Linked DNA regions of Homo sapiens: region 2 is linked to region 1. Evidence: chromatin loops called from intact Hi-C (ENCODE). Cell type or tissue: GM12878. All regions are shown on one strand. Region 1 has its middle 48 kb from the start of TRC-GCA6-1. Region 2 holds the start of LOC124909434 (a long non-coding RNA gene).

Region 1 (5,000 bases):
GCATGGTGACCATTTTGCAAATTATGACCTAAGAAATATGAGGGACTTGATTTTAAAAGTCATATTCTTAGGCATCGCCTCAGATCTATTAAGTCAAACTCTGTGGAGATGGGGCCCACAAAATCATATTTTTTTAAACTCCCTAGGAAATTCTGTTACCCATAAAGTCTGAGAATCACCAGTGAAAATGGATACCATGAATAAGTACTGACTATATAATACTGCATTTAAATAAGATTCAAGGATTAGCATAAACGTACATAGGATGTAAGGCCTTGAACATAGTGGTTCTTGTCCCTGAAGAAAAGAGACTATGAACTGCTAACATGTTATTAGCCAAGCGGGACTTTTTTCCCTATACTGAGATGTGAGGATGCTCTTCCAGACCAAATTTAAGATTTTTTATAAATCCTCTCTCTCTCCTACTTAATATAGCATAGCACAAACATCATTCATTAATATTGATATAGCCTCTGTCCTTATTGTTACTGTTTGCTGCATTTCATTTCATTTGTTTTCACATTCAGATATTTATTCCTTGACATATGTTGAAAATTGAATATGAGAGTTTATCCTGGTGAGTCTGTGAAGATAACTGTTGCCATGAAAACCAAATTGTCCTTAGAAGCTGATAAGAAAATGGAAACCTCAATGTGATGAACAGTGTGGAACCTTGAATTCTCACCATCCAGGATCAGCAAGAAGCTTCCACCTTTAAGGTCAACTTCAAGTGATTGGTAGTGGCCTCCTAGGCACTGTGTGGAGAAAGATTCTGAGTCCACACCTAAGCCTAGACCAAGAGAATTAGAGTAGTGGAATTGATCATGGGCAAGGTGGCAGCAAAGTGCCAGGCATTTGCTATTCTTCCTCTTAGAAGTTCAATATTTGCAGTGGAAATATGTTCCAGATTACATAACATGCAAAGTCAGAATTCCAGAAATTTCTCTTTCATATCTGACATTTAATGTAAGAGAAGCAGGATCCAAAAAGGACAAATTTCCAAAGCTACATAACTACTTGACAATGAATACCAATGCTAGAACCATTTCACACCCATAAAATGTCTCACAATGTGACAAATTCCCTTTAACCTTAGCCATATCTGTTACATAGCTTCTAGAAAGAAAGTTGAGAAAATTTCCACCATGCCAAATCAGCAGGCAGTTCTCCTGAACAGTATGTCATGATGCCGTATCCCTCTATCAAGTTGACCCCCAAACCATCAAAAAATAATCTGTAATAGTCCAACCCCAAAGGAACCAAACCAGATAATGACTGAGTTTGCTCTCTTAAGCAGAAATGCATTTCCAGAAAAGGTGGGGAGAAGGGGGCGGTTATCTGGGATAAAGTCAGCTCTGTGAAACAGAACAGACTGAGTGAATGCCACATGTTGTGATGTGCTTTCTTCCCTGGAACCTACTGAGTTGAGGGCTGGAGTATAGGCCTACAGGAGGGTGGTTATAGATTCTCCTTCCCAAATGCACTTTGAAATGCATCTTCATTGAGCCAGTAATTAAAGAAATGCATTTTTCCTGATGATGGACTTCCGCAGATAGAGATGCTCACAGCTTTATAGATCTCTCACATCTCTAACAATTAGATACCATTCCTCTACTCCAGACAACTGAGACTAAAAGGAAAATTAGCATCATAAGCATTTCAGCACCTTCCTTCTCTTAGAACCACTAGATAGTGCCCTTTCATTTCTCTGCTCTTTCCTTCTAATGGTTTTAAATGGATTTCTTAAAAAACAAATCCTGTACAGAATGTTCCTCCAATCTGTAGAGATAAACACAATTGGTGCCCATAAAGAAACTGATGCTCCATACAAGCAGCTTAATCAGAATCATCCTAGAGTGTAGGCATTGTCTACACATGACTACAGAAAGAAAGGGAATGAAAGCAGAGTACAAGGACTGAGGCAAGCTGGAGGTGGTCCCTGCAGCAGTATCCTGTGATGCTTGGCAACAGGAAATGAGATTAAAGAAATGTATCTCATTCCCCAAATATGAGGCTTTTCCAATTTACTACATCTCCTCTATACCTGGCCAGGTGTGATTAACTACAAGGATAAGGGGTGAGAGGAAAGGAGCAAGAAGCTGCAACTAGATCTTCTGCTAGGTTTACAGGTGGGCTCTACTGGCAGCACAGACGCTAGTTTATTCGGGGACCTTGTGCAAATTAGAAAAAGGTAACCCTTGCTCAAAACACTTTACTGCCATCTGCTGGAATGTTGTCAAAATAACTATTCACATCTAGAGTCACTACAAGAAAATATCCCCTGGAGGAGTGCCCTGTTGCTTACAACCCAAACAATTGTAAATTGAGGTTGCCTTGGGAGGAAATCTAGTCTGGCAGGTGAAACAGGAAATCCCAAGACTGTACAAGCATGGTTTTGGGCCAGTCTATATCAGGAGACCACAACATGTAAATCAAGATAAGGCATAAGCCATGATGAAGCACTCCAGGGGGAGCCCAGGCTCAGGAAGCCAGTGGAGTCATTGCCTCTGCAGTGAGGCTGATCATACAACCAGTTGCTGATGGAGGCAGAAGAAACTCAGCAAGTCCGAGACAGGCCCTAGCACCAACCAGACTGAGGGAGTAGGGCAGACTCCAGTGCACAGAATCAGACACAGATCTTCAGAAAATGAACGTAATTGCAAGGAAATAAGTAATTGCAACACAGGCTGTATAAGCACCCCACCATAGAAGTTAGCACAGAGGGCTGTAGGAGCACATAACAGGTGCACTTAACCTCATCTTGGAGTACCTGAAAAGGGTTCCAGAAGAAGCAGTAACTAAGGTAAAACCTAGATAGAACACAGTTCCTGCCCTCAAGGAGTTTAGAGAATAGGTCTGACCTATCTAATACAGTAGCCAGTAGCCACATGTAGCTATTGAGCCCTTGAAATGTGGCCGGTGCAATGGAGGAACTACAATTTTAATTTTATTTAATTTTCATTTTAAAACTGAAGCAATGCAAAATATTTTTTCCATTAAACACAACTTTATTGTTTGGTAGGATTACGTTTCACTCTAACCATTGCATTGGATAAGATATTACTGTTGTATTGTAATGTACATGTATTTTTCTCCTTTTAGAAAAATTACATGTCACCCTCATTATATTTCTATTAGATAGTACTGCTTTAGACCAAAGAGATAGTCATACAGTCTGAAAAGTAAAGTATTCATTATAATGCTGGGATAGAAATAGGCTCACCTAGTACTCACTGTTATCTGGAAATATTAAACAAAATGCTCAGAAGATCCTAGATGGCAGAGAAAAGAACACGTATTAAAAGCAAATGAATGTAGGCTGAATTTATAAATAAATGGGTGGCACATACTTAAGCAGAGAATGTAGAGGAGCACCTCATAATCTGACAGAGACTTGTCCTTACCCTGGGTTAGAGTCTGTGGCTGTTACAGATGTGGAAATATGATGTTCACTTTTATTACATCAGTCAGTGTGCATTAGGCTACAAATAACAAAAAGTCTAACAGCCAGTAGCTTCAACTTTAAAAGACATCCATGGTTTACTGTTTAAAAACCCAGAGGTAAAAAAATCTATGGGTGGCTCAGCAGGTGAAATGTGTCTTCAAAAATTCAGTAACTACTATCCTTTTCTCCACCTTCCGAAGGATTCAGTGTTTTATCATAGACTTGTCACTTGAAGGTCCCAAGGCAAGAAGCAATAGGGGTGGGAACAGCCAAGTTAGAGAATTTTTCCTTTAGGACATTGACATTCCAGTTCTATCCCTAGCTTCCAAGGAGGCAGAGATAGCAATTATCTGGCAAAGGAGAGCCAGAAAGCCATAATATGTTTACACAAATCCTAAGTGTTCCATTGAAACTGGACATATTGCTGCCAGGAATTATACTGTGGTCCTATTAGCAAGGACTAAAGGAAGGTAATGCATAATGTCTGCAGCATTCACTAATTGTTTCATGATATTTAAATCTCCTATATTCTGATTCTTAGCAGGTAGTTGGCTAAAAGACACTTTTAAATGAGAAAACATAAATTTTTTATAATCATATATAAAGGAGGAGAGCTACGAAAACTCTAGCCAAATCAAAGCTGTAGTAATCCAATGGCAACTTGCCTGTGATTCTCTTATTCTCATTCAGGAAAAGTGGTGTTATCTCAGTCCATTATCTTCACTGAGAAGAACAAGTATGGGATTCACAATGACTGAACTGAAAAACTTGTTTTTACTGAGAAAAAAATGAATTGTTTCTAGTATTCTTATAAAGGGATGAGAAACCTGTAAATTGCTCAGCATTATTGAACCAAGAACAAGTTATTTTTCAAATTTTTCCAAGTAACAATGGTTGTAAATGGAATGCTGTCCTCAGTGATTTTAAGACACATTTCTTAAAAAAAAATATTAGGAGCTATAAACTGAAAACTGAAGAGTGGGAAGCAATAATAAATATCAATAATCTTGGCCACTGAGGAAAAGGAATCTCCATGTGATAATCACATGGAAATTCAAATGTGCCTTCATGATATACTTCATAGTATTCTTGTAAACCACTTCCATGGAATGCCTTGCCACCAGGAGAGGCCACACAGATCACCCTCTGCAAGGACATGTCAGTGCAAAGAAAGGAATGACACAGACATAAATCAAATGAAACTGAATTATGTTTAATAATTAGAAGTACATGTGGGCCTTTCATTTCTAAAGGTATTTATTCCATTTCTATTTGTTTCTAGAAGCTAAAGTGGGTCCTGGCAATACAAGAGAAAAGAGCACTAGGTCCTACCCACAATCTGTTCATAGCCTAATGGGAGAGACACATGGGAAAACAAATGCCATTAGAATAACGAGTCTTTTAGTAATAAAGACAAGAGGCTATAAAAATGTCTTGTAGAGGAGGTGATATTTTACTTGAGTTTTTTAAATGAATAAACACTTTCCAGGGAGACAATGAGCTAAAGGAGAGTTCTGGATGAGAACCCAAAGGCAGCCATTTGATAAGCAGAATG
Region 2 (5,000 bases), 1.1 Mb before region 1:
CTAAAATCGACAATTGTCTATTTGTGCCCTTTTAGACTTTTTGATTTGGGCATTTAAGTCTATGAATTTTCCTCTTACCACTGCCTTTGTGGTATCCCAGAGGTTTTGATAGGTTTTGTCACTATTATACTTCAAATAATTTTTAAATTTCCATCTTGATTTTATTGTTCACCCAACACTCATTCAGGAGCAGGTTATTTAATTTCAATGTATTTCCATGGTTTTGAGAGTTCCTTTTGGAGTGGATTTTCAGTTTTATTCCACTTTGATCTGAGAGAATACTTGATATAATTTCAATTTTCTTCAATTTATTGAGACCTGTTTTATGGCTTATCATATGGTCTGTCTTGGAGAATGAATGTTACACGTGCTGATGCATAGAATGTATATTCTATAGTTGCTGGTTAGTATGTCCTGTGGCTTTATTAACTTTTTATCTTGCTGACCTGTCTATTGCTGTCAGTGGAGTGTTGAAGTCCCCCACTATTATTGTGTTGCTGTCTATCTCATTTCTTAGGTCTAGTAGTAATTGTTTTGTAAATTTGGGAGCTCCAGTGTTGGGTGCATGTATGTTTAGGATTGTGATATTTTCCTTTTGGACAAGTTTTTTTTATCATTGTATAATGTCCCTCTTTGTCCTTTTTAACTGCTGTTGTTTTAAAGTTTGTTTTGTCTGATATAAGAATAGCTACTCCTCCTTGCTTTTGGTGCCCATTTGCATGGAATATCTTTTTCCACCCCTTTACCTTAAGTTTACATGAGTTCTTATGCATTAGGTGAGTCTCCTGAGAACAGCAGATGGTTGGTTGGTGAATTCTTTTTCATTCTGCCATTCTGTGTCTTTTAAGTGGAGCATTTATGTTATTTACATTCAACATTAATATTGAGATACATGCTATTCTATTCCTTATGCGGTTTGTTGCCTGAATACCTTTTTATTTTTTCATTGTTTTTGTTTTATCGGTCCTGTGAGATTTATGCTTTAAGGAGGTTCTATTTTGGTGTATTGCGAAAATGTGTTTTCAAGATATAGAACTCCTTTTAGCAGTTCTTACAGTGCTGGCTTGGTAGTGGTGAATTCTCTCAGTATTTGTTTGTCTGAAAAAGACTGTATCTTTTTTTCACTTATGAAGCTTAGTTTCACTGAATACAAAATTCCTGGCTGATAATTATTTTCTTTTAGGAGGCTAAAGATAGGGTCCCAGTCCCTTCTAGTAGGGTGTCTGCTGAGAAATCTGCTGTTAATATGATAGGTTTTCCTTTATAGGTTACTTGATGCTTTTGCCTCACAGCTCTTTTTTTCCCCTTAATCAGAATATGTATCTGGTTTCCAATAAAGTGATTCTTTTTTTTTTTTCTTAATTATACTTTAAGTTCTAGGGTACATGTGCACAACGTGCAGGTTTGTTACATAAGTATACATTTGCCATGTTGGTTTGCTGCACCTATCAACTCCTCATTTACATTAGGTATTTCTCACAGCTCTTAAGATAGTTTCATTCATCTTGACTTGAGACAGCCTGATGAGTGTGTGCCTAGGCGATGATCTTTTTGCAATGAATTACCTAGGTGTTCTTTGAGCTTCTCGTATTTGGATGCCTAGATCTCTAGCAAGGCCAGGTAAGTTTTCCTTGATTATTCTCTCAAGTATGTTTTCCAAACTTGTAGATTTCTCTTCTTTCTTGGAAATACCAGTTATTCTTTGGTTTGGTTGTTTAGCATAATCTCAAACCTCTTGGAGGCTTTTTAAAAAAATTATTTTTTCTTTGTCTTTTTCAGATTAGATTAATTGGAAAGTCTTGTTTTCAAGGTCTGAAGTTTTTTCTTCTACTTGTCGATTCTATTGCTGAGACTTTTCAGTGCATTTTGCATTTCTCTAAGTGTGTCCATTTCCAGAAGTATCACTTTATTATGTATTCTATTTCACCGAAGTTTTTTCTTTTCATATCTTGTATCATTTTTTGATTTCATTAAGTTAGACTTCACCTTTCTCTGATGCCTTCTCGATTAGCTAATAATTGACCTCCTGAATTCTTTTTCTGGCAATTCAGAGATTTCTTCTTGGTTCGGATCTGTTGCTGGTGAGTTAGTGTGATCTTTTGGGGGTGTTCACTTTGTTTTTTCGTATTACCAGGATTGTTTTTCTGGTGCCTTCTCCTTTGAGTAGACTACATCAGAGAAATGATCTGGGGCTCAAGGACTGCTGTTTAGATTCTTTTGTCTCATGAGGGTGCTCCCTTGATGTGGTGCTCTCCCCTTTCCCTTAGGGATGTGGTTTCCTGAGAGCTGACCTGCAGTGGTTGTTATTTCTCTTCTGGATCTAACCACCCAGCAGAGCTACTGGGCTCTGGACTGCTAGTGGGGAGTGTCTGCACAGCATCCTGTGATGTGAACCATCTTCAGTCTCTCAGCCCTGGATCCCAGCACCTGCTCCAGTGGAGGTGGCAGGGGAGTGAAGTGGACTCTGCGAGGGTCCTTGGTTGTAGTTTTGTTTATTGTACTAGTTTTGTGTTGGTTGGCCTCCAGCCAGAAGGTGGCGCTTTCAAGAGAGCATCAGCTGTGGTAGTATAGGAAGGATCAGGTGGTAGGTGGGACCATAGAGCTCCCAGGAGAATATGTCCTTTGTCTTCAGCTACCAGAGCAGGTAGAGAAAGACCATTAGGTTGGGGCAAGGTTAGGTGTGTCTGAGCTCAGACTCTTCTTGGGTGGGGCTTGCTGTGGCTGCTGTGGGGTATGTGGGTGTGGTTCTCAGGCCAGTGGGATTATGTTTCCAGGGGTATTATGGCTGCCTCTGCTGCATCATGCAGGTCACCAGGGAAGTGGGAGAAAACTGGCAGTTACAGGCCTCATGCAGCTCCCACGTATCCCAAAAGGCCAGTGTTACTCCTACCGTGCCCTCTCAATAGCACTGAGTTTATTTCCAGGCAGCGGGTGAACAGAGCTGGGAACTTTCCCCAGGCCACCAGCCTCCCCGCTGAGAAAGCATGCAGGACTTTCAGGTTCTGTGTTTCCCCACCTGCCGCAGCTTCTGTGCTGTGTCTGCACTCCCTATTCGCCCCCTCCCCCAGGTTCTGTCCAGGAAACTGCGTTTGGTCAAAATGGTTACAAAGTTCAGCTGGAAGTTTCCTTCTCCCTGTGGTCTTTTCCCAGTTCCTCTGGCAGCCCTCTCCAAGGACCCCTGTGAGACAAAGTCAGAAACGGCTTCGCTGGGGACCAAGAGTGCCCACAGGGCTCTTCCTGCTGCTGCTTCTACACCTGTATTTCACTTGGCTCTCTAAATTTGTCTCAGCTCCAGGTAAGGTCAGATCCTTCTGTGATCTGGACCTTCAGGTTCCCCAGTGAGGGTGTGTGTTTGGGGGCAGATGATCCCTCTTTCACACTTTGGGCACTCAGAGTGTTTTGGCTGTCTCCAGGTGCCTGCAGCAGCAATCCGCTTCCTTCAAAGGATCTGTGGATCCTCTCGCTTTCCTGGTATGTTCCTGTGGTAGTTCTTGGAGCAAAAGTTCTCTGTATGAGTCTTCACACGCTGCTCTGTCTGTCTGAGTGGGAGCTGCAAGTTAGTCCTGCCTCCTATCCACCATTTCTTTTTCTAGTGTCCTGGCTAGTAATTTCTGAGTGGAATGATGCATCATTTACATGTCACTTCAGCCTAAGGAGTAGAGCCCTCCTGACCTTGGAGCTTCTCTTCTGAGCTCTTGCATTGAGACGCTGGCACCTGTGTACAGAAGCACTGTAAGGAGGATAGCTGCCTGCTGACTTGCTCCGCCTACGGAAGACTTGGTGTCCATTTTGACTTCGCGAACCTAAGGCTTGAACTAGTATAGCCTTTTCTAATTAATAGTACATACAATAACAATGATTGCTTTTTGGTTGTAGTTAGCTAAAAGTTTCGTTAGTTTAGTATTTTGGTTCTAAAACACATTTTAAATTTTCTCTGGTTATACATTCCATGTAGATTAAAGGCATAAATCCATGTAGAATAACAAATGGACCTCATGGTATGGACTCAGCATGATTATGTTCTATGTAGAATCTAGAGACGAATTTAGAGACCCAATTTCAGATACATAATTTCTGTGCAGTTTTTGTACCAATTAGCAAAGAGATGATTGACGGTTGCTAGTCCTGTGAAACAGCAGTAGTTACGCAGTATATGTCCTAGTGGTATGGAGTTTAAGAATGAAAATTTTATCCTAAGACTTAGCCCACTTGTATCGTCACTCTATACGTCATTTATTTTGGGACTCTTCTTGCTTTTAGATGACAATTTACAAAATTATTTGTCATTTCTTTAATTGGTATTTGTACTTATGTCCCACAAACGGCTTAATTTGTGTGTCCATCAGTGGCATGTTAAGCCCACTTTAGCCCATATATGTTACTCAGTGTTGTCAAACGTGTATTTTCTACTAAACGGTATCTATTTCAAGAGTTTGTCAGATAAACTATGCAGAACCAAGATGTCAGTTTTGTGTTTTTATTTCCTATATTGCCTCATTTATAACAATAATATATGATCCTCCAAATTTGCCAGATATTGTTCAAACTGCATTTTCTAAAAGTAGAGATCTTCTGAGGATTTTTTTGTTTTTTAAACTATATATCTATGAATACTTTTAACTACATGTTATAAATAACAAAAACAATTTAAAAAAAGTTGTTGCTTGTGACAACACTAACGTCAAGGAAATTTTGTTTAGATTGGGAAAATAAAACAGGTGTTTCAGTCCAAAAAAAAAAAAAAATCAAAAGGCATTAATATGGCCCCTATTGAAAAGCCCACACTGAGAGGCACTAACTACCCATGCCTTTGCAGTGTGAGGTTAATGGGGGGGTGTCCCCTCAGCAGCTGCCTCAAGCTCCTGCTTTGCCATTAACCAGACTCACTCCAGGATTCCTTGGAAACTGTGTGCCTACCTGAATAATTTATTACCTAGTGATCAATTATTCATAATTCTTTATTACAACGAAATAAAACCTAAAGGTGGAATCATTTTGCC

What was found. Peaks named below come from ENCODE experiments on the same cell type or tissue, not always from the same donor. Only the 100,000 strongest peaks of a DNase experiment are listed, where the experiment ranks them.
Region 2: it touches region 1 in a loop (6-fold over the local background); 11 of 110 quality-filtered maps call a loop at or near these places.

Annotation. Positions count from the first base shown.
Region 1 is chr3:132,178,212-132,183,211 of GRCh38, forward strand. No RefSeq gene overlaps it. Among named protein-coding and RNA genes, the nearest start is that of TRC-GCA6-1, 48 kb to the right of the region's middle. In GM12878, a CTCF peak has its summit at 2,220 (motif pointing left); a DNase peak (open chromatin) is centred at 2,240.
Region 2 is chr3:131,045,234-131,050,233 of GRCh38, forward strand. The region is part of intron 3 of NEK11 (NIMA related kinase 11); the gene reads left to right. LOC124909434 (a long non-coding RNA gene) reads left to right here and starts at 2,587. Exons shown (of 2, transcript XR_007096086.1): 1 at 2,587-3,471; 2 at 3,649-4,459. In GM12878, a CTCF peak has its summit at 2,553 (motif pointing right); no DNase peak of the experiment used is centred here.